2 separate regions of the Homo sapiens genome follow, and region 1 is linked to region 2. A link is a loop called in an ENCODE intact Hi-C map of the cell type or tissue named here. Cell type or tissue: heart right ventricle. All regions are shown on one strand. Each heading gives the region's core, and the rest is flanking DNA. Links, peaks and the distances in the headings are about the cores only.

Evidence for each region. Peaks named below come from ENCODE experiments on the same cell type or tissue, not always from the same donor. Only the 100,000 strongest peaks of a DNase experiment are listed, where the experiment ranks them.
Region 1: it touches region 2 in a loop (9-fold over the local background); 14 of 110 quality-filtered maps call a loop at or near these places.

Annotation. Positions count from the first base shown.
Region 1 is chr13:27,773,725-27,790,155 of GRCh38, reverse strand. No RefSeq gene overlaps it. Among named protein-coding and RNA genes, the nearest start is that of GSX1, 11 kb to the left of the region's middle. RefSeq lists an enhancer at 15,605-15,654. In heart right ventricle, for the core only: a CTCF peak has its summit at 6,851; no DNase peak of the experiment used is centred there; H3K27me3 peaks cover 5,660 bases.
Region 2 is chr13:27,523,824-27,540,254 of GRCh38, reverse strand. No RefSeq gene overlaps it. Among named protein-coding and RNA genes, the nearest start is that of MTIF3, 81 kb to the right of the region's middle. RefSeq lists enhancers at 4,515-4,684, 6,247-6,747, 6,748-7,248, 14,630-14,799. In heart right ventricle, for the core only: CTCF peaks have their summits at 6,776 and 6,985 (motif pointing left); a DNase peak (open chromatin) is centred at 6,974; H3K4me3 peaks cover 645 bases.

The sequences.
Region 1 (16,431 bases), core at 2,931-10,930, 250 kb before region 2:
TTTAAATGGTTTGTTGTGCAACTCGGCGCGGGAGAGACCCGGGCCGGAGCAAAATAGCATCCCTGAGAGAACCAAGGCGCACTTAATCTGTGGTCTCTCAGCCCGGCGGGCCGCGGCCGGAGAGGGGGCTCCCTGCTTGGCGGTCCAGGGCCGCCAGCGCGCCCAGGAGCCTGGCCATTTCCGCAGAGAAAGCTCCGTGCCTCTGAGAGACCCGAGCCTTGGGCAGGTGCTAGCGCGGGCAGCCGGGAGGTCCGGGCCGCCCCGCCAACCCGGCCTCCCCACCCAGCCAACCCGGCCTCCCCACCCCGCGGCCTCTGCCCGCCGCCTGGTTTCCGGGGGCCGCTACCCGGGCTCTCTCGGGCGGCCGCGCCACTTTCCTGTTTAAAGCGCCTCCCAGGGCTTGCTTTAGCCGAGTTTGAACTTTAGTCACCCGAGCAAAAGTCCCCCAGAGCGGGGCGGGGTGGGAGGCGGCTGCCGGATTAGCCTGACAGCCCCAGGAGGGGCCCGGGAGCCCCTGGGCCTGGCGGGTCGGCTCTGCTGCCGGAGCCGGTTTTCAAGTGTCCATCAGGGACAGTTCAACATTGAAAGAATTTCTGTTGTCCCGGGCTTTCCTTCTTTCATTCTGTCTCCTTTCCTGTGGGTAGAAAGAACACACGATTTTTCTCCCGGAATTGCAGCTCTAAGATACTTGCCGCAAAAACTGCTCAAATTGGAGGGTGGGGAGGGTGGCAGTGGTGGTGCCTTGTTCCCTTCTTTCATGTTTTTCTTCAAATGTCACTTTCCTTCTCAGGGAGGCCAACGACCTTATTTAAAATAGCCCCTCACTTCCGCCACACTCCGTGTTTGGTTCCTTGCTACATAAGCACCTTCTAACTTCCTGTGTTTTTTGATCATTTGTTTTATTATCTCCTACTCCCGAAATTTATGCTCTATGAAGAGCAAGGTTTTTGTCCATCTTATCCATTGCTGCATCCCAACTTAGAAAAGCTCCTGGCACATAGCAGGTGGCTCGTATATATTTGGAGAATGAATGAGTGGATAAAAGACAGTTGAGCAAGGAGGTCGACTGGGAGGACCTTCTGGTGTGCCTGCTGGAGACACCTAAAACTCAGGAGCATGGCATGGGGCCACCCACCCAGGAAGCCCTGGAGGGCAGGGCTGTCTGAATCTCCCCCAGCCCACTTCCTAGGCCTGGGTTATCAGAGGAGTTTAATGTGTTTGTTGAGTGAATGGCAGATGGGTAAGCTAATCTGTGTATCCCCAGCCCTCCACTGGTGGTCCTCAAGCTCCTTCAGAAACAAGATGGTCCCATTGAAGGCAGTTCCAGTGTCCTGCTCTGCAGGAGTTGGATGAACGCTGCAGGAGCTGGATGAACCCACTGATAGCTCAAGGCTAGGGCTTGTCATCCAGATCTTTTCATGGTGTGTAAGAGGGGTTGGTTGGAAAGGGACCAGATGTGGTATATGCTCTGGGATGATCAGTGACCATTTTTGCTCTTTCTGGCTGAAGGCAATGGAGTGGGAATTCTCATTGTAAAGGAAGAGACTGCTCCCCTGACCAGACCAGGAGGGACTCAGACAACTCCCTCGGGAGAGAGCAAGTTGTTCAATTGAGCAGAGGGGCAGGGAAATGCTATGAGGAGCTGAGAGCCAGGCATGGGAGTGGCAAAGGGAGGGGTGAGGAGTGGTGGCCAGACATGGGTGTGGATCAGAAGGGGAGGCCAGGCCAAGTCATGAAGGGCCATGCTAACTGGTTTGGATTTGAGCCTGTTCTGAGATTTTTCAGCAAGGAGAGTGACAGAGCTAGATATATTTTTTTTAACTTATTTGTTTTGTTTTGTTTTGTTTTGTTTTTTGAGAAAGGGTCTCACTCTGTCACCCAGACTGGAGTGCAGTGGCATGATCTTGGCTCACTGCAACCTCTGCCACCCAGGCTCAAGTGATTCTCCTGCCTCAGCCTCCCAAGTAGCTGGGCTTACAGGTACACACCACTACCACCCAGCTGATTTTTGTATTTTTAGTAGAGACGGGGTTTCACCATGTTGGCCTGGCTGATCTTGAACTCCTGACCTCAAGTGATCCACTCACATTGGCCTCCCAAAGTGCTGGAATTACAGGCATGAGCCACCGCGCCCAGCCCAGGAGTCAGATTTGAACTTAAGAAATGTAACTGGAGGCAGCAGGAAGTTCTATGGGTGGGGACACAGTGAAGCCAGAGCAGGGTCCAGCAGAGTCAGCTTGCATATGAATATTATTGAAGAAACAAAAGTAGAGAAACATACAATGAGAAGATTATATGAGTTCAAGTGATGGATGACGACTATCTGAACAGATGCAAGGCAGCAGGACCAGAAAAAGGAAATATTTGAGAGAGCTTAAAGATGAATGAGTAGGATCAATTAGGGGTGTGTGTGTGTGTGTGTGTGTGTGTGTGTGTGTGTGTGTCAAAGAGCAGGGCATGAAACAGAGAGGGATCAAACACACACGTGATAACCTGGTTGTTTGTTTAGGGGAATGGATGGGTAGAGATATCAAAGGCAGAGATAGGGAAGTCAAGAGTGAGACACACTTTTGCTTGTTGGGGGTGCAACATTAAGTCGTATTTTGGATGTGTTGCATTTTAATCCTTAACCTTTGGAGCATTCTGTGGATGTCCCATCAGTACATGTAAATGTGAGTCTAGAGCTGAGCAGAGAGATTAGAGATGGAGACAGGCATCTAGAATCGAGATATGCAAAAATGGTAGGTTTAGGCCGGGCGTGGTGTCTCACGCCTGTAATCCCAGCACTTTGGGAAGCTGAGGTGGGTGGATCATGAGTCCAGGAGTTCGAGACCAGCCTGGCCAACATGGTGAAATCCTGTCTCTACTAAAAATACAAAAAAATTAGCCGGGGATAGTGGAGGGTGCCTGTAATCCCAGCTACTTGGGAGGCTGAAGCAGGAGAATCACTTGAACCCGGGAGGCGGAGGTTACAGTGAGCCGAGATCTTGCCACTGCACTCCAGCCTGGGTGACAGAGGGAGACTCCATCTCAAAAAAAAAAAAAAAAAAAAAAAGTTAGCTTTAGTCTTGGAAAAATGGGAGCAAGGAGGAAGCATAGAGAAAACAAAAACAAAAAACCCAGAGGGTCATAGATGCATTCCCTAGGAAACTCCCTTATTTAAGAAGGCAGGTGAAGGGAGGACTCTCTGAAAGACAAGATAGCCAGAGGAAAAAGAGAAGTGAACAAGATAGGAGAAAATAGAAAATAAGGAGCTATACCAAGGCAATCTACCCAGGCAGAGCTGGCAAATTTAGCAAATAAAATACAGGATACACAGTTCAATCTTGATTTCAGATACACAATGGAAAAATTCTTTTTAGTATTATTAGGTCCCAAATATTGGGTAAATGTATAGAATACACTTATACTAAACAATTATTTGTTGTTTATCTGAAATTCAAATATCTTCTGTTTTATCTGGCAACTCTACACTCAGGTTACTATGACACAACTTACACTGACTGGGCATTTCAGCTTATTGCCCCATCTAGAGATGAAGAAACTGAGGCTCGGGGAGAAAGAGTGACTTATCCAAGATCATACAGCTGGTAAGGGCCTAAGTGGAATAGACCAGGTTTTCTGAACACAAGTTGGGGTCCTTTCTTCTAAAAGTGTGTCCAAGGGTCCACGTGATGACGACATTTGATTGGGGCCAAAAGCTCAGCACTGGAAGTAGAACAGAAACCAACATGGCCCCAGGAAGATGGTTATTCACAGGCTACTCCCGTAGAAGGCAGCATTGTTAGGTAGGATTATTATTAAAGGACCCATCTCTAAGGGATTAAGCCAAAGGAGGAGGGGGAGTAGAGTTTGCCTCAGATCATATGCCTTTTATTTGTCCTCTTCTGCCTCTGGACTTTTTCTTTTCTTCTCTTTTTTCTTTTTCTTTTCTTTTCTTTCTTTTTTTTTTTTTTTTTGAGACAGAGTCTTGCTCTGTCACCCAGTCTGGAGTGCAGTGCATTGATGCGATCTTGGCTCACTGCAACCTCCACCTCCCAGGTTCAAGTGATTCTCCTGCCTCAGCCTCCTGAGTTGCTGGGATTACAGGCATCCACCACAACACCTGGCTTATTTTTTTATTTATTATTATTATTTTTTAATAGAGATGGGGTTTCTCCTTGTTGGCCAGGCTGGTCTAGAACTCCTGACTTCAGGTAATCCACTCACCTTGGCTTCCCAAAGTGCTGGGATTACAGGTGTGAGCCACCACACCCAGCTTCTGCCTCTAGACTTCTAAGTCAGTTGCAAGGAGCGCGGGAAGGTACTGGAAAAGATGAATCATTTAAAAATATTTTCTTCTAGTTTAAAAAAATAATTTGACAGAAGTTTTAAATTGAAAGAAACACATAAAATTTACCATCTTTATTTTTAAGTATATAGCTCAATAGTGCTAATTACATTTACATTGTTGTGCAATAGATCTCCAGAACTTAATCGTGCAAACCAAAACTTTGCATTCATTAAACAACAACTCCTCATTTCCTCCTCTCCTCCCAGCCCCTGGTAGCCACAATTCTATTTCCTTTCTCTATAAATTTGTCTACTCTAGATACCTCACATAAGTAGAAAGAGGAGCCATTTTTAAGCTGGGACCATAAAACTGGATCCTCACCTAGAGGCATTAAAAGAGTAGAGTTTCAAAGAGTAAAGTCCTTCCCTGCCTGGGAAGGACTGACATTTTTTAACTGACATAATATGGTCCTAGGAGACCATATCACCTAAGGGAACTGTGGCTGTGTTTATAGGCAGCTGGTAACTTAAATCGTTCAATTTTTTAAAATGCGGTTTTGCTGTTCACCTCGAAGGCTACAACAGAAATGTGCAAAAAAATTTCCAAAAAGATGAGCAGTATTCTAGAGGTGGCTGAAAGAAAGATTGTCGAAACCTCCCAATCCTGGATCTCTTTTATGATTTTTAGGGGGGAGGAATTTATGTGGTTCATCATTGCTAACCACAGGTCATTGCTCACATGGTGGCTCAAATAATTTGGAGAGACTCTTTGGATTCCTGGATCTCTAATTTTTAGAGAATAGGTCATTTTCTGTTTTCCTATTTAATTTTCTTTATCACCAGTGGAAGAGGTTGCTAGTAGTCTACCCAGTATCTGTTCTCCCCTTCTTCATTAGTAACAGAACCCCAGTTTTATTTAGGGCAATAGCGTGTACCAAATATCTGAGCCCTCCTTGTAACAAATGATGGCTAATGAGTTGGAAGCAGAAAGCTTAGTGGCGAGGAGATACTTTGGGGAAAGCCTCAGCAGCTGTCAGGCACTGTTTCCGTTCTTTTCCTCTTCCTTTCCTCTTGTTGCATGGATGGTGAATTTTTTTAGCAACCATCTTGGTCCAGGAGATGACTTAAAGATAGAAGCTTTGTACTGGGAATAATGGAGGAGAAAGATGAGAAGAAGCAGAGTCCCTGAGAGATCAAGGAGCTGCCTACCTATTTTATGTGAGCAAAAGGTAAACATCTTTTTTATTATTATTTAAGTTTTCTATTACATCTGCATCTAAGCATAACTAATATGGTCCCCAACCCCCGATCCAATCAGATGATAAGCATCAAGCCAAATGAAGGAATCAATGTAATTATGGCATAGTTGCTGGGATACCCTCTTGTTGCCTTCCAACTGGATTGCAAGCCCTTAAGGGAAGGGATTAAGGCTATTTACAGAGGTGTCACCAACCTTTATCATAGCACTTGGCACAATGTATATATTTAATAAATGTTTAATGTTAGTGCTGATGGCAATAGAGGAATCTCGTCTCTTGCACTTATTCAATGATCATAGTTGCATCTTGATGAGCATCGTAAGATTTCATAAGTGCTCAGCTCTTTAGTTTTCTTACAGTAAAATTGGAATGATACTTCACCTATCTTGAAAAGATTAGAGATAATATATGTGTAACCTGAATGTAAGTACCAGGTTTCTCATTCATTGGGTTTAGGTAGAAGCAGTTAATAACAACCTAGAGTTTCTATATGGAGCTTGCTGGACCTCTGGCCTTACTTGCAAAATTCCTCCCATTCCCATATGGTTTCCTGGGTGTCCTTCATGAGATGCCTTACAAGTATCCACAGGCCAGTCTGTCGGCTGGCACCACCCTGACAAAAACCACATTATCTCCTTCCAGGGAGGTTTCCCCTGAGTCCGTGAGCTGAGCCTGAGATAGACATACTGCCTCCTTCTACATCTTGCTCCAGGGACCACTGTTTACTCCGTATGCATTCGTAGAATGCTGAGATGCTGCCCAAGACCGAGTGTGGCCTCAGTAAATTTTAGCTGTATGTTTTCTTTCCTGGGTGACAGGATGCAGAAACATTGGTGAGGCCTTCTCTGGACATAGAAGTTTCAGCCTAAGTTATTCACCCCCAGCCATTTCCTTTTCTCTTCCACCTTGAAAGTACTGGAAGCAAAGATAATTTCTGCAGGGATGAAGGAGTTCTACTCAGGGACCTGGAAGATGAGTATGAAATATCTTACTAAGAATCTCCATGCAACAAATTTGCAGATTTAAAAAAGAAGAAAACATGGTGGATTAGAGACTGACAGAACCAGTCTCACCTAAAGTAGTTATCCGTTGATGAATGAACCCCTCGCCTTTAAGTCCACCTTTCGAAACAGTTCCTGTTTCCCCCTTAGAAGTGAGTGACAGTGACACTTGAGTCAGGAGGCTGGATGTGATGGTCTGTGGCCTCAGGCGGGATTCCCATCAGGAAGCCTGATGTTGAGACCTCTCAGTGTAAATGTTCCCTGTCTTCTCTGCCTTTTCTTTCTCTGCCAGCAGGAGCCTGAAGCTCAGGGCTCAGCCAGGTGGCAGCATAAAGCAATAAACCCACAGAGAGTGGTGCTGTCCTGTGGCTGCTCCGTTCCCTCCACACACACTCCTCTTTGCCCATTTTTATCAGAGCAGGCCCAGGCCACATCCCCTCCTCTAGTCTTGACCTTTCGGAAAGCCTTGGCTCCAAATCACCAAAGAAAGCAAAGATAAGCCACTGGAAGGGAAGGAGCTGAGGACTTGTTGAAGGCAGAAATTCTGTGGTACATCATACAGAGCAGAGTAGAGAGGACTGGTTTAAAAGGTCCTGGGGATTTATCTGACCATCGCCTTCACCTCCACCCCCACCTTTAAGGAACACAGCCAAGCTCCCATTTTATTCAGCAAAGTACTTGGATTTGCAATTTCTCAGAGCCACAGTGACCAGTGCTGGCTGTACCCTCACTACATTTTCAGAAGAAAGGAAGGGAGGGGTTTGCAGAGAAGGCTGCTGACAAAATGCCTTGATTCTTACAGCAGCTGCTCCAGGATTTTCTTGGCCATGCCTACAACCCTGGCAGGGAGCTGAGTATTTCTACTCCTAGTTGGCACAGACAGGCTGATGCATTACCAATGGATTCTGGGGCCATGTTGTCTTGCAGTTATGTGCAATTCCAAAGGATAATATCTTCACCACTTGACTAGTGTTCCTCATTCTCAAAAACCCTGGTAATTCCAACAAAGAACATTGAGTCTGTCACCGTTACTTGAGTAATTGTAACTGCACAGATCTCTGTGTCATTTTGGAGTACTAAACTAATATCTCTAGTACAGCAGGCCTTGTAAGAAGGAAAGAAAATAGAACAGGTGAGATCCACTGATGATTGTTTGTCAGCAGATCCGCTCTGAGGAGGCTCCACGCCTCAGGGAGAAGTCCCGCTTCTAGCTCACAATGTAGAGTTAATGAATAAACTGAATTCCTATGAACAGCCACTTTTCTTTACTTCTCCAGCTATTAAGTGAGGACTAACATCATGGGACAGTTCACATCGGCTGCAGCCTGAGGGCTAAGCTTAGCTGGCTCAATCCTGGGACAGCAAGAAGATAGCATTTCTACCTTGCCTAGTTTGTACAGCAGACACAAACACTTTCTTAAGCTTTCATTACTCATTAAGGATCAAAGCATCGGGAACAGCCTCTGAGATCTCTCCAATTTATTGTCCTTGGGGACCTCTTGAACAAGTCTCCTGACTGTGCTAGGAATTCCCTTCCCACAGATGCACTCTGGCAGTGACTCTATTTGTAAAGTAAGTGGCCCTGTAGGGGCAGACACTGTCTTATCCTCCTCCCCCGCTACTGCAACCTAAGGCCTCATTAATGGGGCAGGCTCTAAGATTACCCATTCCAACTTTTCAGCATCTTTTTCCTAATTTCTTGTTTCTGTGATGGGTGCAAAGATTTGTACCACACTTAGGGCTCTCAGAGGCTGAGTCCCATGGGAAGTAGCTTTGTCAAGCTGGCTTCAGAGGAAGGGGTTGGCCTGTCGATTTGTTTAACACAAACACTTCGGGAAGACAATGGTGGGAACTGATACTCTCCTGTGAATATTTCTTTTGGTGGCAATTGGTTTGTGGGAGGAAAATTTGAAAATATTTAAAAATCAAGTCAAGTAGATTACTTAGCAAAAACTGTCCCAAACTATAATATCTCACCAATAAAATACAGATTTTATATTTCTAGCCAGTAGTTCATTTTATTGTCCTTTTAAAAATTATTTTTTATTTTTAAAAATTCTTTGTTAATAAAATAAATTTCTTACAGAGATGGAGTCTCACCACTTTGCCTAGGCTAGTCTCAAAATCCTGGGCTCAAGCAATCCTCCCACCTTTGCCTCCCAGAGTGCTAGGATTAAGGCATGAACCACCACACTTGGCCTCATTTTATTGTTAAAATATGATGTCTTTCTATTTTGTGACAGAGTCTGAATGGGGTGCTTTCTTTGGAGTTTCTCAATTCTCTGTTGAGAGAGATTTATAGAATAGCATTCAGCTGAATTCAATCAACTGACTTGAACGTAATACTTATATGTCAAGCATGTATCCTAATTTATTTTATTTTCACAGTCAACAAAATGAATTACAATTTAGGAATTTAAAATATGTATTTCTTGTTATATATTACAGTTTGGGACAGTTTTTGGTTAGTAATCTTTTCAACCAGGAATTCATATACTTAAGAAATATTTGAAAGAGGTATTGTTATTATTTTTATTTTACAGATGTGGCAACTGAGACAGAGAGAAGAGCCCAGCCAGGTAGGCACAGGCTCAGCTAGAATCTTAGATGATAGTGGTTGTTGCTACTAAGATGACGGGAAGAATGAGTAATGGGTGAAATCAGATATTTCTGCCACTCTTCTTCTAACTCATCCAATAAATTTTTATTGAATTTCTGCTTTGAGCAGGATAGCATAATTGTTAAAGAGAGGGTCTCTGAAGAAATCCGGGCTCTGAATTGGGCAAGTTGTTTAACTTCTCTGAGCTTCTGTTGCTGTGTCTATAAAATATGAAGCATAATGGTGCCTGCTTCATAGAATTGTTGGGAGACCGAAATGAATTATAAGAGCATTTAGGACTGTGTCTGTCACATAGTAAGTGTTCATTAAATGTTAGCTATTATTGTATGCACATATCATATGGGTGATTTTATGCAAGCCCCAGGGCCCAGCCACTGGCATTGCATAGGAAAGGCAAGGTCCCATGCCAGGGCCTTAGTTGAACTCCCAAACAGTACAGTGCAAGACAGACGGGAGGGGAATTCAGAAGGCATTTCTGAGAGATGCAATTCAAGAAGTTACTATATAGGACTGGGGATGTACATTTTGGCTCATTATTATGGGGCAGAACTGCATGGAGGGTCCCAGATGCACTAAACAAAAGTTCACTGGGAGTAGTCCTGTTAGCCAGAGCCCCCATTCCAGAAAGGGCCCAGGGACCATAGCTTAGGCTAAAGACATAGACCTTTTCCTTCCTTTCCATCCTGGTTAGATGCTGTGGAAGGTATGAGAATAGCTTTGGTACTGTGTAACTTTCCACTGGGATCAGGCTTCTCTCTGGTCCAGCAAAGGATGTGACCAGCCCATGTAAGAGCAGCTAAGAAACTCCACTGTGTCTCAGAGAAATGAGAGGAAAATGTGAATCAAACAAAAAAAAAAGCTCTGGTTGAGAATTCTGGGGTTCTAGAAGTGAGGACATCTGCTTCTCCCTTTAATAAATATGGTAAATAGAGACCCCAAGAGCTATTTCTTTGGAGAACATGTGGTAATTTGGTGGGAAAAGAATGAAAAAAATGATGATTTTCTTCTCATTCCTACTTCTCTTTTTCCTGATTTATTCTGCCATCTTTACTCTCTTTCCCTTTTGCTATCTCCTCCTCCTCCTCATTATCATCACCATCATTATTGTCATCTTCACCAACATCAGAAATTTATAATGGAAGATATTGGAGCTTTGGAGGAAGATGGTGTTTAGCCTCTATCTAAATTTGTCAGTAGGGAAGCAGAAACTCTGGGTGGGTCAGCTGACTCTAGGCTGGGCCTTCAGGAAGTTTGGTAACACCTAACTAGCCTACCACAATCAAGAAAGTGGAGAGTTGGAACAGTTGAGCTCAAAATCAAAGTCATAGCTGTGCTGTGGAATTAGGAATTTAAGTTTCTATAATTTCCTGTGACATGATGAAGCTGGTAATTGACCTCTGAAATGTGGCTGTAGAAAACCTAAAATCACCATGACCATCCTTGCTAGAAGCAACAGCTGGCCACAGGAAGATGACCTTGTTGGGAGACAGTTTTCCATGGGTCTTTTGTGTTTCTGCACAGCTTGCAAAGGCCCTGGCTGCTTTTGTTCTGAACTATGTTTTCAAAGATGCCTGTGTACCAAAGAGCCTTGGCTATAGAGACAGCCACAGTGTATCCCTTCAGAACAAAAGGCAGGTACACCCACTGTTCATTTAAAAATATTTGTTTTTTCTAAGCTCTGGGTTCCTCTTTTTTAATGTAACCCACTGTGTGCAGGTCTCAGCTGGCCATCTTCACATTGCCCTGTGGCATCTGGGCCTTGAGGGACCAGCGAAAGAAAATGCTGATGTTGCCATTGCTGTCAGTAATAAAGTCCTTTGTCTCTAACCCAGGAATCTTGTGTCTTCTACCAGTATCTATTATGCTGTGGCCAAGTAATTGTTAGTTTGCATATAGAGTAAAACCTCAGACCATTCGCAGTTCTTGACGTATCTTCCCTCACTTCTGTCTTTCAGATATTGTACAAGTACATCTAACTGTTGGAACCTTATGTATAATCTGAACTTTAGTTGCAAGGGAGTCTGAGACTTGTAGGTTTAACTTTCCATCCTCTGTAGTACAGAAAAGCACCATCCCCACCATACTCCCTTTAGGGGCTTGCTATCTAGCTGAGATTTACAACAATGGCTACCATTTATTGGGCTCCCACATTACCTGAGAACTGTGGTAATTGGGTTACATACATTATTGTGAATGCTGACAATAGCTCTACAAGATAGACATTATTTCACTCATTTCACTCATGAAGAAGCATCCACGGAGATTTAGTGACTGCCCAGAACCATGTAGTTCTGTTTCTGAGCCACATTCACACTTTTGGGTCTGCCTGGCTCCACTGCCTGGCTCTGTCTGCTCCTGGATGCTGCCGTGGCAGTGTAGCACAGAGAATGACACATCTTGGTGAATGTTTTATTTACAGGAGCATCAGAGAGGAGCTCTCGCAGCCTCAGGACAGAGAGGAATGCTTCTGAGGAGGGAGGCTTGATGGTCCTTCAGGAAGGGCAGAGCTTGGGCTCCGGGATGCAATGCATGGGTAAGGCGGGGAAGAGAAAGAAGCTAGAAAGGACGATGTGAGAAGATGCGCCCAAGTCTGTGTTGGGGATAGAACAGGAATTTTGTGGGAACAGAGAGATAGCATAGGAAGAGTGGGCGGAGAGCCCTTATAAGGACCTGGTGTAAAGGCGGTTGAATTTCAGAATAAGGCTTGCTCCTACAGATAGCACTGGGAATACCAAATCCATGACACAGCCCCACCACCTTCTTTTTCCCACTGACTTGTTTTCCAACCTAGATGACTCCCAGAAAAAAGAGCAGCTCACCATTTCTCTAGCCAGGAAACTCAGAAGGGGAAATGGCTGCTGGTTCAGTCACTCATGGAGCCAGGGAGACAGCCTCTTCTCCCGGTTCTCCAGCAGGACCAGCAGAGGAAAGGCGTTAGCATAAAATGGAGAGAGAGCATGGAATATACCTCACATTAGCAGACAATATTGCCTTGATTGCAGACAACACACATGAATTGAATTGATAAAGGAATCTTCCCATCAAAGCCAGAAATGAGTGGAAATTAACTTTAACAAAGTAAGCAACTGTGCTCAAGAGACAGACAGAAGAAACCCATTGCATACTTGGTGCGTGTCAGAGACGTAGAGGAGCAAAGTGTTCAGGCCCATCAGCGAGCGCAAGAGTGATTAATAAACACTTATGCGGACATTCATCTGACAGGCGACTGACAAAGCCCCACAATGATGGGGGAGAAGGGGCATTTCTTCTTGATAGATGTATCTGAAATGCTCATTTACTCCTTTTTGATAGATTTAAATGTCCAGGTATTCTCTCACCATAGAAAATGATTCAGAAATAGTGCTGGGTTAAAAATAAGGGATAGAGATTTAACTCCATCCATGTGGAAGGAAATGTATTCGTCCTAGTCATCAACACATAGATTGAAATGTGCTGGAGTTTCCGGAGGTTTGGGGGGAAGGGTACTTATTCTCTTTAAAGCATAAAGTGAGATAGATGAGTACAAAATCATTCTGCCTAAGATTTTGTAAATAGCATTAGTGACTGAATACAAGTATTTTTCTCTTGGTCTGAAACAGTTTAAAAATTATCTGTTCGAAACCAGTTCTCAAAGGGCAGACTTAAATTTGGTGCTTCATCCTCTAGATTTCTGTCACATGCCACCCTTGCTGGAAGGGGGTCAGGTAAAGGGAATTGAGGCTGGGGGTCAAACCAGCCAACAGTGGTGTCTGCCATGTGTACTGACAGCAATGACCGCACAACAGAGAATGAGGGGGCCACTTCTGGAATGGAAACTGTGATCAAGAATGATGGGAATTGTAGGATGCTGAAACCCTGCAACCTACAGGCTCACCCTTTCTTTTAATACTTGATTGAAATGGTTTGCCTGTTCACCCCATCCCAGGAAATGTGGGAAGTTCAGTGCCCTCCAAGATATCTGGGGAACGCTGCACCTGCTTCTGCTTCCACCAAAGTCCTCTTCTCCCCACAAAATGTCCCCCATGCTCAATTCTGTCCCTCCTCCTTTATTCTCCCAAAACATCATCAACACAAGTCATAGCATGATGTTTTCATTGCAACTCAATCACAGTGACCAACTCATCAAAAACCAGGAGTCCACATAGCTCTTTCATTCATTTTAGTTAACCAGTGTTTACTTTAATCAACTTACCAGCTAAAGAATGAAACACTCTTTAGGATAAAATCTTGCTCACAGTGGTGAGTTGAATTTTTAAAGAACCTTTCCTGAGGGACAATTTGCCTTTTTTCATCTATAATCTAATTCTCAAGGGCTTTTCAGAGCAGAGTCTTCTTTTTCACCTTGAGATCATTTTTTTTTTCCTTTTCCTATAGAGGTTTGTAGCCTAGTGTTTCTGATTGTGAACTAAATACGTAAGTGAGCACTAATTAGCCTCGCACATTCCACCCAGCCATTCTAAGACTCAGCAGTCATATTTCCTAAGAAAAAAAAGTCAACATTTTATTTTGCCATCCATCACAAAATATGAAAAAGAACCATCTCCATTTTCTTTAGTAACAGCTAAGGGCAAAGACCACAAATTAACCTCCCTCCATTAGGCACAATCAATAGAGATATGGAGTTTTTCCCCCTAGTCTAGACTTCTATTTGGGAATGAAATGTTAGAATAAGCCACATTTCCTGCAAAGGCCGCCGGACAAAGGGACCTGCTGATTGCAGTCCATGTGACTCCGGGAAACGCCGAGCCTGGAGCTCAGGTTTTCGACTCTGGCATGGCAGGAGGCAGTGATGGATGGAGCTCCAGTTTGAAGGTCTGAGCTGCGATGAATGAGGCAGGCCTGCTGCGCCTGCCAGGGGCTAAGTATTCTCAACAGTCACTTCACAGCTCGCTGGAAAACCCGGCACTGTTTCTATGATGGGCAGAACTGGAAGCTGCCGCTGACACACCCTTTTGGTGAGCACAGGTCATGGGTCAGAGCTGGCTGCACGGGCTGAGCCAGGCAGTCAGAGGGACTTTCAGAGTCAGGCTGAGCTTGCTCTGGGCTCGGATGTTTCCTGCTTAGGGTACTGGGGGAAAAGTCACTGGAAGAAGATGCTGATGCTGTCCCCTCAGGGCTCTGACGGGGAAGGCGGATCCTGTACAATGGAGCTGGAAAAACCACAGTTGTGAAAAATGTAAAACGGTGAGGGGTGGCCTGATTCATCCCCACGTGTACTCAGGACCACAGAAATCACCTCAGACTGAAAGAGCCCATCAGGGTTTAAACGCTCACTTGCCCACCCTTGTTATTGATGTTAGAGGGCCCTCTGATGCTGGAAGGAGGCCCAAGTCACCCCAGAACTGGGCCATCACAGAGTGGGGAAGGGCCTGACTACCATGGCAGGCTTGGCATGTTACTCACATTTAAATCCATGTTTAAATGTGAAAATTGCCCCTTGCAGAGTGCTGCAGCTTAACTGTGTCCACTAAAGCTCAGGTGCTGGAAACTTGATCCCCAGTGTGGTGATATTGGGAGGTGAGGCGAGGTCTCTAAAGGGAAGTGTTTGGGTCATGGGGACACCATCCTCATTAATGAATTAATGTCATTCTTGCAGGAGTGGGTTTGTTATAAAAGGGTGAGTTTGGCCTCCGCTAGTCTCTCTCTCCCTTATGGGATGCCTTCCATCATGTTATGATGCATCAGGAAGGCACTCGCCAGATGCCAGCCCCACAATCTTGAGACTTCCCAGTCTCTAGAACCATAAGCCAATAAATTCCCCTTCATTATTAATTATCCAGTCTGTGGTACTCTGTCATAGCAGCACAGAACAGACTATGACCCAGAGGGAGGCAGCATTGTCCCCACTTTATGGATGAGAGCACAGAGGCTCAGTGAGTTCTCTTGCACACAGCCACAGTGCTAGGAAATGGCAAAACTGGGATTTGAACACAGGTCTCTCTTGCTCCAAATATCCTACAAAGGGCTTCCCCCATGAGACACTAGGAATGTAGGGGGAGTGGTTCTAGATCCACAATGGAAGTGGTGAAGGGATTTGGTAAGGCTTTTGAATGAAAATAAAGCTGCTTCCCTTTTGTGGAGGCACCTCCAAGGCGGTGGGGAACTCATCTTGGGCAGCTGGAAATACAGCCCTGAATGCTTTCACTTCCACATCCACTGGTGCAGCTATGGTTTCCACTGAGCCCCTTAAAAGAGAAAACTTGAAGTTGCAAGCATGAAGCTAGCCTTGGGGACCAAAAAGTTCCTCCACTCTAGGCCAGACCATCTAAGTCCAGATCATCCGAGGCCTAGTTATCTGGCATGGGGTGGGGATGGGGTGTCCTTCAGAAGCAAGGGCCATGAAGAGGCAGCTGTTTCCTCCAAGGGACTGCCAGGTGCAGGTGCTTGAGACTCACTGGGAAGAGGTGGGGCTGGAGGGACCGTGGTACTAGCAGGGGAGCTAGAGCTGGGAGGCTTAGATTCACACACAACTGCCTTCATCATTCATTCACTCACTCACCAGCCAGCCACTTGGCATTGTGCTAGAAGCCGAGGTAAGGCAGAGTTGAGTAGGACACCATCTCTGCCGACATGGAGGCTTGCATGCGTGTAAGAAAGAAAGGCAGACAGTCCTCACATGGGACTGTGGGGGCCAAAAGAGGATGTGAGAAGCTTCTTGGGGGAGGTGATTCTTGAGCTAAGACTCAAGCAATGAGAAGGTGTTTGGGTGGACGATGCGAAAGGCATCTCGGGCTGAGGGGCGGGCTGTGATCGAGGCATGGAGCAGAAACAGCCTGCACTTTGGGAAAGATGGCTGGATCTGTGTTTTCCCAGCCACTTATGCATGTGTGGCCCTGAGCAATTTCTCTGAGCCTTGGTTTCCTTATCTTCAAGATGGGCATCTTATACTCCTCTGATTGGACTGTTGGGAGGACTCCCCAGGACAAAATAGAAAAACTCCTGGATTGGAACCCTGGCATCAGCAGCATGAGGTCAGCACCTGCTCCCTTCCAGCACCTCAGGACTGGCCAGGCCCCAAGGCCCCACAACGCTGGTGCCCCTCCTCCATTTAGTCACAGTACAGTGGCTGTGACGTGACACAGGGACCACTGTGCACGTGTTGGCTGGTGATTTAGAACTGGGCTGCTCTTCTGTTCCCTTCCTTTCCCTTCCCAGTTTTGCCACTTCCTGCCCTTTCTCCTTGTTTGCAGAATCTGGCCCTCTGTCCCTGGCCCAGTTTTCCAGCCTCAGTTCTCTCCTCTGCAAATGAGCTCCTCCAGGGCTATTGTGGCACTCACAA
Region 2 (16,431 bases), core at 3,280-11,279:
GCGCGGTGGCTCATGCCTGTAATCCCAGCACTTCGGGAAGCTGAGGTGGGCAGATCACAAGGTCAGGAAATGGAGACCATCCTGGCTAACACAGTGAAACCCCGTCTCTACTGAAAAAGAAAAATACAAAAAATTAGCCGGGCATGGTGGCGGGCGCCTGTAGTCCCAGCTACTCGGGAGGCTGAGGTAGGAGAATGGCATGAACTTGGGAGGCAGAGCTTGCAGTGAGCCGAGATCGCACCACTGCACTCCAGCCTGGGTGACAGTGAGACTCCGCCTCAAAAAAAAAAAAAAAAAAGACTAGCACTTGGAGGACTCACACCATCCCCGCAGGTGGCAGAGAGCATGCCTCCCATCAGGAGAAGGTGGCTTCGCTCCATGGCTGAGTGAGAAGCACTTAGAGATTTCCATTTGAGCTCTATTCACTCACTCACCTGCAAATAACACTTTCAAGATGGGCTATTTCAAAAACTTGGATCAGCATTTGCTTTATTTCTTCAAAAGTTTTCAGTTTAAGGGTGAATTCAACAAGAACTCCCTTCTTTAGATTGCCTGAAAGCTGACCAAGAACGGTTAAGTTAGAGACATCTATTCCCCAGACTCTAAAAGATGAGAAGCAACAACGACTTGTCCAATGTCAAGGTTGTAAGGGTGGCGGCAGCTATTAAAAATAAGGTTTTTTTTGAGATGGGACGAGGTGACTCCAACTGTAATCTTAGCACTTTGGGAGGCTGAAGTGGGGGGATCACTTGTGCTCAAGAGTCCAAGACCAGCCGAGGCAACAGAGGGAGACCCCATCTCTGCAAAAAATAAAAAATTTGCCAGGCGTGATGGTGTGCACCTGTAGTCCCAGCTACTCGGGAGGCTGAGGCGGGAGGATCATTGATCCCAAGAGGTGGAGGCTGCAATGAGCAGTGACTGAGCCACAGCACTCCCGCCTGGGCAACAAAGTGAGACCCTGTCTCAAAAAAATGAAGTTTTTCTTTACTTTACCTAGGTTTAATTGAAAGGTCTCCTTTCACTCACCTCCTCTAGAAATGACCTGAGAATGTCTTAGTTCATGGGATGTGTTTAGTCCCATTCTCCTGACTGCTAGCCTCTCCCACCAGGGAAGCAATACCCCAGAGCCCTTTGTAGATTCACCCCTCTGTGCCTGTTCCTTCCTGCGTGGCTCAGTCCTAAAGAGTTGGAGTCTGGGATCCTTGCCTGGTCTCTTGGCGGCTGTGGGCTAAACTCCTGCTCCTGGAGTCCTGGCCTGTGCTGAGATAGATGGGCACCTGTGGAGGATGGGGGGTGCTCACAGCAACAAAACTCCCTCTGTGGATACTTAGTAAATGTTTGAGGAAAGGCAGTCCTTGTCACCTGTCATATGTAAGTCATTCCAAAGGATATGATGTCCTTGTGTCATCCAGGTCCCCAGTCTAGAGCTACTTTTTCCCCCTGCTGATCCCAAGTCATGGAACCTTAGAAAGGGAAGCTCTTGTCCATTTTTCTGGTATACAGGTCCCCGCTGTGATATGGTCATCTAGCTCCTGCTTGAAGGCTTCCCGTGACAGGGACCTCCCTGCTGCATTCCAGGCATCGCCTCCGTTGGGCATGTCTAATTGTAAGTGATTCCTTTTTAGTAATAATTTGTCCCTGTCCCTCTTCCTAGCTAGAGTGTAGAAACAAGGAGGCCAGGCAGGTGGGATGTCTCTTCATTTGTTACTTTTCATATTTAAATGAATATTAGGCAGGCCCAAGACACAAAACACTTACTGATTCATCTTTTCATTGTACTTGGCCAATGTTCTCTTAGCATCTACTATGTGCCAGGCACTGCTCTAGAGGCTCAGAATTCATCCGTTTTTAGGACGGAGTAGTTGCTATCTCTGTGCTTACACAGAGATACACAGGGACATAATCAAGAAATAACATGACTTCAGGGTCTCACTCTGTTGCCCACCAGGCTGGAGTGCTGTGGCTCAGTCACTGCTCATTGCAGCCTCCACCTCTTGGCCTCAATGATTCTCCCGCCTCAGCCTCCCAAGTAGCTGGGACTACAGATGCATACCACCATGCCTGGCAATTTTTTTATTTTTTGCAGAGATGGGGGTCTCCCTCTGTTGCCTTGGCTGGTCTTGAACTCCTGGGCACAAGTGATCCCCCCACTTCAGCCTCCCAAAGTGCTAAGATTACAGTTGGAATCACCTCGTCCCGTCTCAAAAAAACCTTATTTGTAATAGCTGCCGCCACCCTTACAACCTTGACATTGGACAAGTCGTTGTTGCTTCTCATCTTTTAGAGTCTGGGGAATAGATGTCTCTAACTTAACCGTTCTTGGTCAGCTTTCAGGCAATCTAAAGAAGGGAGTTCTTGTTGAATTCACCCTTAAACTGATAAATGCAATGGGGAAACAAAGCCAGGTAAATGGAGAACACAGGATGGAAATGAACCAAGTGAGAGAGGTGTGCGGGGAAGGCCTGAGGAGACATAACAGAGGCTGAATCCAGGTTCTCGGTGGCATGTTAGGTTTTGACGTGTGTGCATGTGTGAAAGGCTTCATGACTATGGGATATTTTTGTCTCAATAGTGATCATTCTAGGAAGGCCGTGCCATTGTGATGGGCTCTGGGGGCACAGCCTGCTGGCTGACTTCCACTCCTTTTTTCCTCTGTCCTGTAACAGAGAAACACTAAGTATGTTGGTGCACACATGATCCAGATCGAGAGGGAGGCCAGTGCTGTGGCACAGTGGGTAGAGCCAGGCAGCCTGAGGTTAATACCTACCTTGCTTGATTGCTGTAAGTTCTAGAAATCATGCATGTAACGTGGCTGACACATTGTGCTAAATAGGTGGTAGTTGTAGATATTATAGACAGATTTTGGCTAGAATTACTCATCCCTGGAAATGACCAAGAATTACACTACAAATGAATTATTAAAACAGCTCCCCTCTGGCTGGGCATGGTGGCTCATGCCTGTAATCCCAGCACTTTAGGAGGCCGAGGCGGGCGAATCATGTCAGGAGATCGAGACCATCCTGGCTAACACGGTGAAACCCTGTCTCTACTAAAAATACAAAAAATTAGCCGGGCATGGTGGCGGACAACTGTAGTCCCAGCTACTAGGGAAGCTGAGGCAGGAGAATGGCATGAACCCGGGAGGCGGAGCTTGCAGTGAGCCAAGATACCGCCACTGCACTCCAGCCTGGGCAACAGAGCAAGACTGCATCTCAAGAAAACAAACAAACAAACAAACAAAAACAGCTCCCTTTAGACTGCAGGGGGAAAAAATCTACTCTTAGAGGTTCCTCTGAACTCAAACTTTTGTTTACTCTCAACATGGTGTGTGTTTTCGTAAATATGACACAGTCAGCAAGTTCTCTCCCGCGCCTTAATCACACAAGTGATGCACATTCCCCAGGCATCACCCTGAGCTTTCCGAAGAGCCAGCTCCTGCTCACACTGTGCCGCTTTTCCAGGAATGCCTTGTCCTGCTGATTCTCTAACCTGACCCCAGCCATCAAGCCCTGCTTATCCTTCTAAGCCCAGCCCAATGCCAGCGGCATCAAGGCTGCCTGGCACCTGCAGCCCCCCTGCCACTCGCTGTTCTTGCACTTCCCTAGAGGCACATGCTGGCTGCCACTTGTCCTGTCTGTGCCCCTCAGCACCTGAGAGCTCCTCCAGGGCCTGGGTGTTCAGCCACCCACACACCTGACAGCACCTGCACGTGGTGTTCATGCAATGCCTGCTGGCTTTGACTCAGCAGTGTCTGAAGCTGCAGAGAAATTGGGAGGGTGAGGATTGAGAAATAGTCTCTGGGTTTACATCCTTGGTGACTTTTCAGAGAATAGGTTCCATGGTAGGGTAGAGCTGGGAAGTCCAATGGCAAAGGGCTAAGGACTGGACACCGAGGCCACAGAGTTGTTCTCGGCTGCTCTTACAAAAAGTTTGGCAAAATGTGCAAGTACCTGTGGATGAAACGACATGATGTCTGAGGTCTGCTTTCAAACCATCCAGGAAACAAAGAATAGAAAACGGGAGTAAGGGAATGTTTGAAGGTTTTCATAATGGAAATAGAACAGCAGAAACAAATGAGTGCAAAAGTTTGGAAATGAGAAAAAAAAGCTGTTGTTAGCCAGGCCCCTGCGGTTTGAAATGGATAGAGTGAGCCTGTATAAGAAATATGTCATTTATTTTCCTTTACCTATGTTGGCATAATTTCTAGGCAGATTTGATTCTTTTATCTTTACATGTTCAAGAAGTGCGGGTGGCAGATGACTAACAACACCATGCGTGTGTCTAACACCCGTGCACTCACTACACCATTTCACTTCTGCACTTTTGTGCGTTCTTTACAAACATTTCATTTGATCCTCATAATAGACTTGTGAGGTATGTTTCAAATAGATTGCTCCCATTGGATAAATGAAAAACACTGAGATTTCATGACTTACTCATTTGCACATAACTGGCAAGTGGAAAAATACACACCAGTCACCGGCACCCCTAGTGACCCTTCCCTGCCCACTGCAAAAGGACTCGGCATCATTACATTTCACATTAGTATCCTGATCACACTGCCCATCCTGAAAACAAGGAAATAATTGCGTCCCACCTCTTCTCGCATTTTCTTTCCCCATGAGGAGCACTCTGCCACGTTCAACGTTCAGACAAGATTGAGCACGTTCAGGGTGGTATGGCTGTAGACTGCCATGTTCAACATTCATTCAACAAACACAGAAATAAGTAAGACAGCCCTGCCCTTTGGGAAGTCCACATTGTAAAGTAGCAAGCTTGGATGAAATGTAAATAAAGTGCATTCTGCCCGACCTTTGGAGAGGCCAGCAGTTACAGTTCTGTGGAGCAGGAATTTTGCAAGGTTGCAAGCTGTGCTAAATCGGTGTCCCAATTTACTTTTTGACTTTGAAAATGATTAGCATTCTTGGTTTGTACTGTATTTCAGCCATCCTTGTTGTCTGAGATATTTGCTTTCAAATTTTCCGTTGTAGTGTCTAAACAGGAGAACTTCACTGGTCTCTTAATTGCTGCTCTTGGCTCTGAAGGTGCATATCTTGGCAGAAATTCTCAAGTGTACTTCAGGATTCAGAGACTGTGGAAGTTGAGAACTTGATATTGGAATTTGGTAAAAGATCTGAAGGACTCCAGGAATGCAGTATCTCAACCTGAAAAAAGTTTCTTCAGCTTCAGTGGTAAAATAAGATTACAACAGCTAACATTTGTTAAAAGTTGAGTATGCACCAAGCATCGTTCACATGTGTTTATCCATTCATTTCTCACGACAAGCTTCCAAAGCAAGTTTCATTAACTTTCCCAGTTCTACAGTCAGAGAGGACAGGCACAGAGAGGTTGGGTCTCAGAGCTGGAAGTTGTCGGGGGAGTCTGATTTCTGGGTTTAGAGCCCACCATGCTATGCTCTCTCCTGTGTTTAACACCAAGGCCACGCCAGGGCCCACACTAGATGCGGGCTTGATTCCTTTGTGAGCACTGGTCAGGGAGTCAGAAATCTGCACTCTGACCCTGCCTTTGACTCTGACTTCTGATCTGACCTTTGACTCTTGTTTGTCATGATCCTCTTGTCACCATCTGACATGAGGTGGCAGTAAAGGAAAGAAGGAAATAGTGCCCAGGTGGGACAGGCCCTGCTGCTGACTCAGCCGCTCCCTGGACAATCCCTGCCACTTGGAAAGAGTCTGTGATCTGCCACGGTTCTGATGTGTCTGCTGCCACTTCATGGTAAGAGCTATGCCCGATGCATGATTATTTTTACTTGGTCTTATAGATAGGATTTCCCATTTTCTTTCTTTTATTTCACCACCACTCCCAGGGGGCAAAAAAGGAACAATTACATTCTCACTTATTGTGGCAGCATCTTTTGCTTGAAATGACAGATTTGTTTGCTTTTCTAAAAAAAATTCTGGTTGGCCTAAGACTGTCAGATCTGCTGAGCTCATCATTGCTTCTCCTGCGGACTGGCTGATAAAGGGGCCTTCCTAGGAGTAAGAGATGCGAGAGCTCTGCTGTTTCCTTTGAGTTCACTTGTGCTCCCGTTACTAATGTTGCCAACCTACAGATTCTTTGCAACCATATTTTTAAAGCTACATATACATTTTTTCCAAATTAATTTAGTTAACACTGAATAATGAAATCCTTAAATCCACTTATCCGGGTGCACACAAAATATAGTAAGTGGCAACATGCTGAAGATGAATGAGTATGTGAGGGTGGGTGGCCTATCTCACCAACCTCATAACGTGTGGCTTTGACATTTGGAGTACGTGATGGTGCCAGCATCATCGATCTGGATTTTAACTAAAAATATATATACACATACATATGTATGTATGTATGTGTATATGTATGTATGTCTGTGTGTGTATGTATATGTATGTGTGTGTGTATATATATGTGTGTGTGTGTATATATATATACAGGGTGTGTATATATATATATATATATACAGGGTGTGTGTATATATATATATATACAGGGTGTGTATATATGTGTGTGTGTGTGTATATATATACACACACACATACACATATATATATATGCACATACATGCTGACACCCTGTCCCCGGTGCCTGCCTCCTTTGTCTCTGTCCCCATGCCAAGCAGTGTGCTGTCACCCCGCTTCAGTTTTGAGCAGAAGTGCACATGTGGTGCCACCTGTGGGAAGTGTGGTGGGGGTGGCCTTGCAGTCACTTGTCACTGCGTGAGCCACTCCCCTGGCCTCCTCTGCCGCTGTCCTTCCTCCTATGGGGGAAAAGGAGGTGGTTCTCTCACAGAACTGTGGCTAAAGGGTGACAGCCCTCACCAAAGGTGAGACTCATGAGCATCGGGAAGAAAGTAGCAGTGGAGTGTCCGGTTAGTTTTCTCTGCGGACTGGAGCAGCCGGGCATCAGAGCCCTGGGAGCTCGGGCACCACCAGTGGTCAGCGCTGGCCCTGGACGTCCCTAGTTCACTGGGCCGCGTTTCAGCGCCCTCTGCTGGCTCGATGGACTGGCCGCCCTCGCTTGCAGCTCCCCGGTGTTTGCAGCCTGTTTGCAGCCGGTGGCTCCCGGTGCAGGAGGTCAGGGAAGCTGCAGCAGGAAGGGTTGGATATCTGAGGCCACAAACAACTTACATATATGAAGGGAGTGCGTCTGTCCCCTTCCCATGTGGCATGAAGAGCCTCACAGTTGGAATAAAATAGCAAAGCAAGATGTGCAAACATTGTCGACCTTCCCCGTGGCCATTTCTCTATCCCTGGGTAACTCAGACCGCAATTTGTCCTGCTCCCTGCATGTGAGTTTCGCTTCTATGGTATAGGGCTCTTTGAATGTCAATGTTATTGAGGTTTTGATAATTACGCACCTTCAAAAGATGTTCAATGTAATAATGATCATACTCCTCTAAAAAAGCCTCAGATTAAAAGCTTTTGCTGGCTCTTTAGACCGTGGGCCTGCAATTACAGAAAATGAACTGCATTTTAGCCTTCCATTGAAATTAATAACAACGGTTCCCCAGTTGACTCTGTGAATAGTTAATGGAACGAACAGGATACTTCAGTACAATATGGGTTGGAAAGCCATTTGAGTGAGATTCTGGGTTTCAAATGGGAAAATAATTCATGCAATGCAAACCTGTTTCATATGCGCTCTGTAGAGTAGGTGTTTCTCTGGAATAAAAATCTAACTATTTAACAAATGATTAACCATACCTCAGTCATCATGAACTCTCATGAAAACTGAACTCAGGTACGTGAGCTAACACATGGTATCCAGTGCTGCAGAAGACCTGAGAGGACAGAGATGGACCTCCTTATTTGACAATGAAGAAACAGAATTAGCGAGGTGGGGCTTTGGAGGCCAGCAATCCTGACAAAGGAGCTGCCTAGAACTGACCCTTTAACCCTCTGGCAGTGCAGGGTAAGGGAATCTTTGGACTATGGGGAGACTGGGATATGGAGGTTGAGGACAAAAGATTGTGTGGTCCAGAGTGTTCTCTGGCTGGGGTCCCCATTTCAATTTATAAGAATAAAACCTAAAAAGCAATTAAAATTATGTTGAATTCAGCAAAGTTACAGGATACAAAATCAGCACACAAAAACTAGTTGCATTTCTAAACACTAACAATGAACAATCCCAAAAGGAAGTTAAAATAATTTCATTTACAATAGCATTATAAAGAATAAAATATTTAGGAATAAACTTGAACAAAGAGATGAAAGACATGTACACTGAAAACTACAGGATATTGCTGAAGGAACTTAAAAAAGACATAAATAAACGGAAAGACATTTTCTGTTCATAGATTGAAAGACTTCGTATTGTTAAGATTAATACTACCCAAGACAGACTCAGTACAATATCACAATCCCAACCATGTTTTCTGCAGAAATAGAAATATCCATCCTAAAATTCATATGGAATTTAAAGGGGCCCAGAACAAAGCTGAGGGTCTCATTCTTCCTGATTTCAAACTTGCTACATAGCTAGTCATCAAAGCTGTGGTACTGACATGAAGATAGACATATAGACCAATGGAAGAGAATAGGGGGCCAGAAATAAACCCTTGCATATATGGTGAGATGATTTTCAACAAAGGGGCCAAGACCATTCAGTGGGGCAAAGACAGTCTTTTCAACAAATGCTGGGAAAACTGGATGTCCACATGCAAAAGAATGAAGCTGGACCCTTACCTAACACCATAGTTTTTAAAAAGTTAACTCAAAAATCTAAATGTAACAACTAAACTATAAAACTCTTATAGGAAACCAGGCAAAAAGTTTTCTGGCAAAGATTTATTGGATATGACATCGAAAGAACAGGCAACAATGATGAAAAGATAAATTGGATTTCACTAAAATTAACAAATTGTATATCAAAGGACACTCACAGAATGGGAGAAAATATATGCAAATCATATATCTGATAAGAGATTAATATCCAGCATATACAAAGAAGCTCTATAATGCAACAATAACAACAGCAAACAAAAACCCAATGAAAAAAATGGGCAAAGGAGGTGAATAGACATTTCCTTAAAGAGGATATACAGATGGCCAATAAGCACATGATAAGATGCTTAACACCACTAATCATTAGGGAAATGTAAATAAAAACCATGAGATACCACTTCACACCATGAGGATGGCTACCATTAAAAAGAAAACAACAGGCCAGGTGCAGTGGCTCACACCCGTAATCCCAGAACTTTGGGAGGCCGAGGCAAGTGAATCACTTGAGTCAGGAGGTCGAGAATAGCCTGGCCAACATGGTGAAACGCTGTCTCTACCAAAAACACAAAAATTAGGCAGGCATGAGGGCGCGCTCCTATAATCCCAGCTACTTGGGAGGCTGAGGCATGAGGACCCTTGAACCTGGGAGGCGGAGGTTGCAGTGAGTACAGATTGTGCCACTGCACTCCAGCCTGGGCAACAAGAGCAAAACTCCATCAAAACAAAACAAAACAAAACAAAACAAAAAACCCCAGCAACAACAGAAAATAACAAGTGTGGAGAAATCAGATCCCTTGTGCATTGCTGGAGGAAATGTAAAATTGTACAGCCAGCATGGAAAATGGTATTGTTGTTCCTCAAAAAATTGAAGATAGAATTGTCCAATTATCCAGCAGTTTCACTTCTGGGTCTATATTGATAAACACTGAAAGCAGGGACTTAAACAGATATTTGCACACCCGTGTTTACAGCAGCATTATTCACAACAGCTAAAAGGTGAAAACAACCCAAGTGTCCATTGATGGATGAATGGGTAAACCAAATGTGGTCTATACATACAATGAATGTGATTCAGTATTAAGAAGGAATGCAATTCTGACACATGCTGTGACATCGATGAACTGCGAGGACATTATACTAAGTGAAATAAGTCAGTTACAAAGGACAATACTTTATGATTCCACTCGTATGAGGCACCCAGAGTAGTCAAATTCATAGACAGTAGAATGGTGGCAGCCAGGGGCTGGAGAAAGGGGTGGGGAGTGGGGAGTTAGTGTTTAATGGGCACAGAGTTTCAGTTTGGGAAGATGCAAAAGTTCTGGAGATGATGGTGATGGTTTCACAACAATGAGAATGCACCTAATGCCATTGAGCTGTGTGCTTTAGAATGGTTAAAATGGTGTTATGTTATGCATGAAATATGTTATGCATATTTTACCACAATGAAAACATTAAATATTTTATAAATGTACTTATTGACATGCAAATATGCTTATGAATATGTTAAGGGCAAAAACAGGATACAAACTGTTCAGATTATACAAATGATTTTTAAAGATTGTGTGTGTGAGTGTATGTGCAATTATCCATTAAAAAGGAATGGAAGGATGTTTCAAAGTGTTTACAGTGGTCACATCTAATTACTAGGGTGATTTTGGTTGATTTCAGCGTATTTTATCATTTTTGCAGAATGAACATGAATTTTTATAATACGTATGTTGTGTCTCAAATGTAAACTGAAAGAAATGTTCAGGGTATGCTCGCATGCAGGCCACAGTCCCCAGGGAGGTGTAAAAGGAACTTACTCGTGGAAATGGAAACGAATTGTTTTATCTAATGCTCACAAAAAACAACCCTGCAAAGTAAGTATTCTCATTTTCATTTTATAGATGTAGAAATGAAGGAAAAGTAACTTGCCCGATGTGTGGCCTGCCAGCCAAGCAGCTCCTCCCCTTTAGAAAACCTGGGGCGAAAAAGATTTTCTAAAAACCTTCTGAGATGTGGAATAGATGTTATTACATTCAGAGCTATTAAGATGTGGTTGAGAAATAATACCTAATTTCCAGCGCTTCAGAGTCAACTAAGAGTGTGTGTAATGTAAAATTTGGATTAGAGCTCTGTCCTGGGGGTTGTCCTATATGACTTGTTACTTCAAAATGTCACAAAGCTAGGCAGAAAAACTAAAAATTTAGATGATGCTGAAACGGAAAGGGTGAACTTTTAAAAGGTAAAGTGTCTCATTTAGGCTCAAATGATTAATTGCATATGAACAAAATGGAGAAAAGTTGGAAATTCTAGACAGCCACAAATTCAGCATGAACTGGTGTGTAACTTGGCTGCTGGTGCAGTAGTCAGCTCCATTCACCCAGTGGAGCACAGCGTCTACATGCAGGGAGGGTGGCCCCCGCTGTCCTCTGTTCTCAGTATAACACATCCAGGTCTTCTGGGCACTCCTAGAGGTGGACGTGGGAATCTGGATCATGTCCCGAAGGTAGCTGTGGAAACCTCATCATCTGAGCTGTAACAGGAAACTGTAGACGTTGACCATGCAGTGGCCCAAGGCACACATCGGCTGTCTTCATAAGCTTCTAGGCCATCCTGCAGAAGAGAGCTGACACTTCCTGCATCACTGCAGAAGGCTGAGTGGGTGCTCGTGTTGAGAATTGTGGGAAGGCAGACGGGGTCACAATGCCAAGACAGGTCGCAACAATTCCAGGCACTCTGGCACGAGGCCAGTGTCTCCAGAAGGCTCCATGGAGAAGCCAGGTGGGCATCCGGAGAGACTCTTCTTGCATGGGAGCGAGGTTGGAGGAAGTGACCTCCAACACTGAGATTCTGGCTGGTGACTTAGGACTAAGGAGAAGGTGTCAGGGCCATGCCTTTCCATCACATCTGCAGGGCTCCTTTGGGTGGGTGGAGGGGTGTATTAGGCCGTTCTCGCATTGCTCTAAAGAAATACCTAAGACTGGGTAATTTATAAAGAAAAGAGGTTTAATTGGCTCACAGTTCTGCAGGCTTTACAGGAAGCATGGTGCTGGCATCTGCCTGGCTTCTGGGGAGGCCTCAGGAAGCTTCCAATCATGGCAGAAGGCAAAGGAAGAGCAAGCACTTCCCAGGGCAAAAGCAGGAGCAAGCACCAGAGTGGGAGAGTGGCGGGAGTTGCCACACACTTCCAAATGGTCAAATCTCTTGTGAACTCGAACAAGGACTTACTTATCACCAAGGGGATGGCCCAAGCCATTCATGAGGGCCTCCTCATGAGCCACCCCCATGATCCAAACACCTCCCACAAGGCCCCACCTCCAACATTGGGAATTACATTTCAACATGAGATTTGGAGGGGACAAATATGCAAACTATATCAGGGAGTTTCTAGTGGGGAACATTGAAGAAAAGGAGTGTCGGGGGGCACTTACTGCTTAAAGTCATGCAAAACAAGAGTGAAGAGCATATAGGACCAAGTTATCTCCTGCAGAGCACTTCTGGCAGCCCAAGGCACAGCTACTGGGGATCATTTTAGGAAGAAGAAAATAGCTGCATTCTACAGAGCACCTCACTGTGCCAGCATTCCTCAGAATGGGATGTCTCGGCACTAGCTGGCTGGCATTGTCTTCCTTAGCCGGCCTTGGCTGATAGTGACAGTGCCTTGTGCCAGGTCATCTGTACCCCCACAAGGGTGGCAGAGGCAGGCAGGTGGAGGGTATGAGAAGAGGAGAGGGTTGTGGATCACGGAAATGTCAGAGTCCTGGAATGCTGCAGGTGAGAACATCTCAGCAGGGGATCACCTGCTCAACCCCCTGGTTTTCAGGTGAGGAAACCAGACTTCAGATAAGTTAAATGACTTCCCCGGAGCTGGGCTGAACCAGCTGGGCTGAACCAGAACCAGGATCCAGGCTCCAGCCTCTAGATCTAATGCTAGCTCCACCTTCCCACACAGGAGGCCAGTGTGTAAGAAAGTGGGTGGTGAGGCCAAGGGGGAAGGAAATCTCATTTAAGATGACCACAAACAAAAGGAGAGGAGACCAAATGCATGCCCTTTCTTCAGAGAAGACACTTCTTCTCAGGCCTGGAGCCCTGATTCCTGGTTCCTTTGGGGCTGGGCACCTCACCTCCTGGCACTCCTGCCTATAGCCTGTAGAGTGGAATTTCAGATCCAGCCACTCTCGGGTTTGAATCCTGGCCATGCCACAAGCTACCTGTGTGAGTTTGGACACGTCACTTAACCTCTTTGAGCCTGAGCATCATCAGCTTTTTCCCAGGTTGGCACATGTGGCATCCTCCCAGCATTGGTGTGTGCTCACGGAGCTCAGCCACAATTCCTCATTACCTACTTCGAGATGATCTGGGTGCCTCCATCCCCTATTCTGCCCTAAGAGGTAGCCTTGTAAGTATTGCTGCTGCTCAGAAGGGAACCCTGAGAAAGGCATCCAGATGGACCTAGCATGAGGTAGATCTGAGAAGAGAGTGTTTGGAGGCAAATTTGACCCTGAATAGCCCTGTTTCCTACTGTCTTTGTCCATTTTCTGTTGCCATGACAGAGTACCTGAGACTGGGTAATTTATAAAAAGAAGAGGTTTATTTAGCTCACGGTTCTGCAGGCTGAAAAGTTCAAGAAGCAGGGCACCAGCATCTGCTCAGTGTCTGGTGAGGGCTTTCATGCTGTGTCACAACATGGCAGAAGGTCAAAGGAGAAATGATAAATGCAAAGAGGAAAAACCAAGGGGCCTCCTGGTTTTATAACAACACACTCTTGTGAGAACGAATCCATTCCTGTGATAACTAACCCAGTCTCACGAGATCAAAACTCACTCACTTCTTTCAGAATGACAGAAAGCCATTCATGAGGGGTTCACCCCCATGACCCAGACACCTCCCACTAGGATTTCCTGTCTTGGAGAAGGAGGAAATGAGAGTATTTGGGCTTAAACACCAAGGGAGAGGCTGATCTGACCTAAGGGAATGTGGGTTTCCCACTGGGAAAGGAAGAAGAGCATCGGAATTGGAATCAAGAGAAAGCTTGATCCAATTCTGGGTTCACTCCTATTAGCTGTGGGCTTTGGGCAAAGCATCTCACCTCTGAACCTCAGTGTCTTCCTCTGTACCAAGGGATAATGATAGCCTTTCCAACCTGACAAAGTGACAGAGGAAACATAAACTCAAAGGAGATAACGAATGTGAACATACTTTGTAAACTAGAAAGAAGTGTGCAAATAGATGTAAGGAGTTATTTTCATTGTTCTCTGTGCTTGTTCTCTGCCCATATGTTGTGTGGAAGAGAATCCTGCAGCAATGATACAGCTGCATCCTGCGGAAGGCCAGGGGCACTGCTCTGCACCCAGGCAGCCTGCAGCAGCCTGTCAAGGAGTCAGATGATGGCACCTGGCAAACTCCAAGCCGACAGCTTTAGAGCTCCCAATGAATGAGTGTCAGGACCCATGCCCATCAGGAGCCAGGGGCACAGAAGCAAATGGGGCTCTGTCTAACCCATCCTAGAAAAAGAGACAAATATACAAGTAGAGACTGTCATTCTACCTTTAGGTAAAACTCAGGCTTCTGTTTGTCTATTCTTCTGGCAATGGTGAGAATGTAGTTCTAGCATCCTTGAGCTAGTCAGGTTGGGACAATTAGGAAGACAAAAACCAAAGGAATAAAAATAGAAGGCAAACAGATGGTACCCAGGAGTGGAGGGGTTTTGGCATGAGGCTTCAAGAGATGGAGTGCGCCCAGGAGGGGATACCCACGATCTCCACATGACACCCCCATCTGTGCAGGGTGAGGATGCCCACCTGCAGTTAGAGAATGGGCTCCTGCTTCAGGGATCATCCCTGGAAACTTGAGCCAGACAGGAGCTTGGAGCTCCTGTTACAAAATCAAGAGAGCAGTGAGCATTTGCATGGAGTACCAGAGACAAGAAAAAATGCCTCACTAACCCCTGTCAGCCACAGAGCAGGATGGATTTACAAGGATCTCACTGAAAGGAGATTCTGAAGTTTCCAGCAGATAATCCATGACCCACATGGGATTCTTAACCCAACAACACAGACAGTTATCAGGCCACAACCTTTGCTGTGACTTGCTCTGCCTGGAATGACTAAAAGACACCATAACAGACCCCAGCTCCACAGCTAACAAGGAATTAAGAAAAGAGAAGTGGTGAATAACAAAGTGTATTAAAACTCGGAGTTTTCTCTCATAGACTTTGCTTACTTTCAGCGGCGGTGGTGGGGGCCAGTCTTGAAACAGATGCACGAGAAGCCTCATCATCATCAAATCAATACTAATCTCCATAATAGTTTCTGCATTTGAAACATGAGGGAGTTGAACAGGAGGCTCTCCGAGTACCGCGCAGCTCTGGCACTCTCTAATGCTCGGATGTAATGCCTCTTAAGCACGGCGCTGCATCTGGGATGAAATGGTCTCAAAGACTTGAGGGACTGCTGAGAGAATGTGCGTCTTGGTGGTACCTGGGTGCATGAATGGACAGGTGGCCCGTGTGTAGGAACTGTTTTACTTTTTTTATTATTATTGTTTACAACAGACATGTTCTAAAACTTTAAAGATTGGAAGGGGGGATGAGAGATCAGGCTTCTGGGGGTCTGCAGAGATTCTGTTTCTTGGCCCAGGTGGCGGCTGCATGGCTGTATTCACTTTGTGATGCACATTTATGATCTGTGCACTTTTATTTATGTGCATTATGCTTTAATGAATGTTTACATTTTTAATGTCATAAAACATCCTATTCCATTTTCAATCCCTTTTCTAACGTTCAGGTTTCAAAACTCAAAATACATCTAAGAAGTCGGGTTTGGGATGATCTAGCTGGAAGCCTTGGGGCCTTGTTGGCATGAAGGTTGATGGGCTCTCCTAGCAGTCGCAGCCCTGCCTTCCTGCTGCCTGGCATGAGGCATTCTCCCTGGTGGAGGGTACCCTCCTCTGTCAGTGGCACTCAGGAAAGAAGCTGGGTGTTGTTCTGTTGCTTCCCACTCGCCTGGCCTGTAACCAGAGCAGCAGTTCTGTGCTGAGCTCCCACGGATCGCCAACTCTTCTGACTGACCCAAAGCATCCGTCACCTTCCTCCCAAGGCCAGGCTCCCCCTCTGTGTCCCTGGTTCTGTCAAGGGTACAGGTGGCCCATTTGGAGACCCCATTGTCTTCCTGGAGACATCTCCTCGGGTTTCTAGCCATCCCACACTTCTTGAAATTGCATCATTTAAAATTTTTTTTTTGTTTTTCTTTGTGTGTAAACTAATTTTGTATAACATTTAAGGAGATTACAAAAATAAAAATAACACACTTGGGGAAGAAGGTTATGCTCTCAAGGAAGCAGGTAGAAGGTCTAGGGATGTTGACAGGGAGGCCCATTCAGCAGAGGTGGTCTGTGGGTGCCAGGATGGGGCTGCCTGACCTCCCCCAGGGCCTCAAGGAAGGGGACCAAGTGTTGATCCCAAGAGCAGGCCTTGCCTGTTAATCTCCATCTCACAGTCTCAACCTATGACCAAGGCACTGCCACAACTGAGCTTCCTCTAAGTTCTGCAGATTCTGAGCTAGTTTGTTCATATTCCACACACACAGGCCCACTTTCTTCACTGGCCACACAGATTTCTGCACCATGTGGCTTTTATCCCCTGGGGCTCAGCATTGTGGATTTGGCAGTCCTGCCTGGGATAGCAAAGGAAGCTGTAACCCTGGAGCTGGAGTCAACAGAGCAC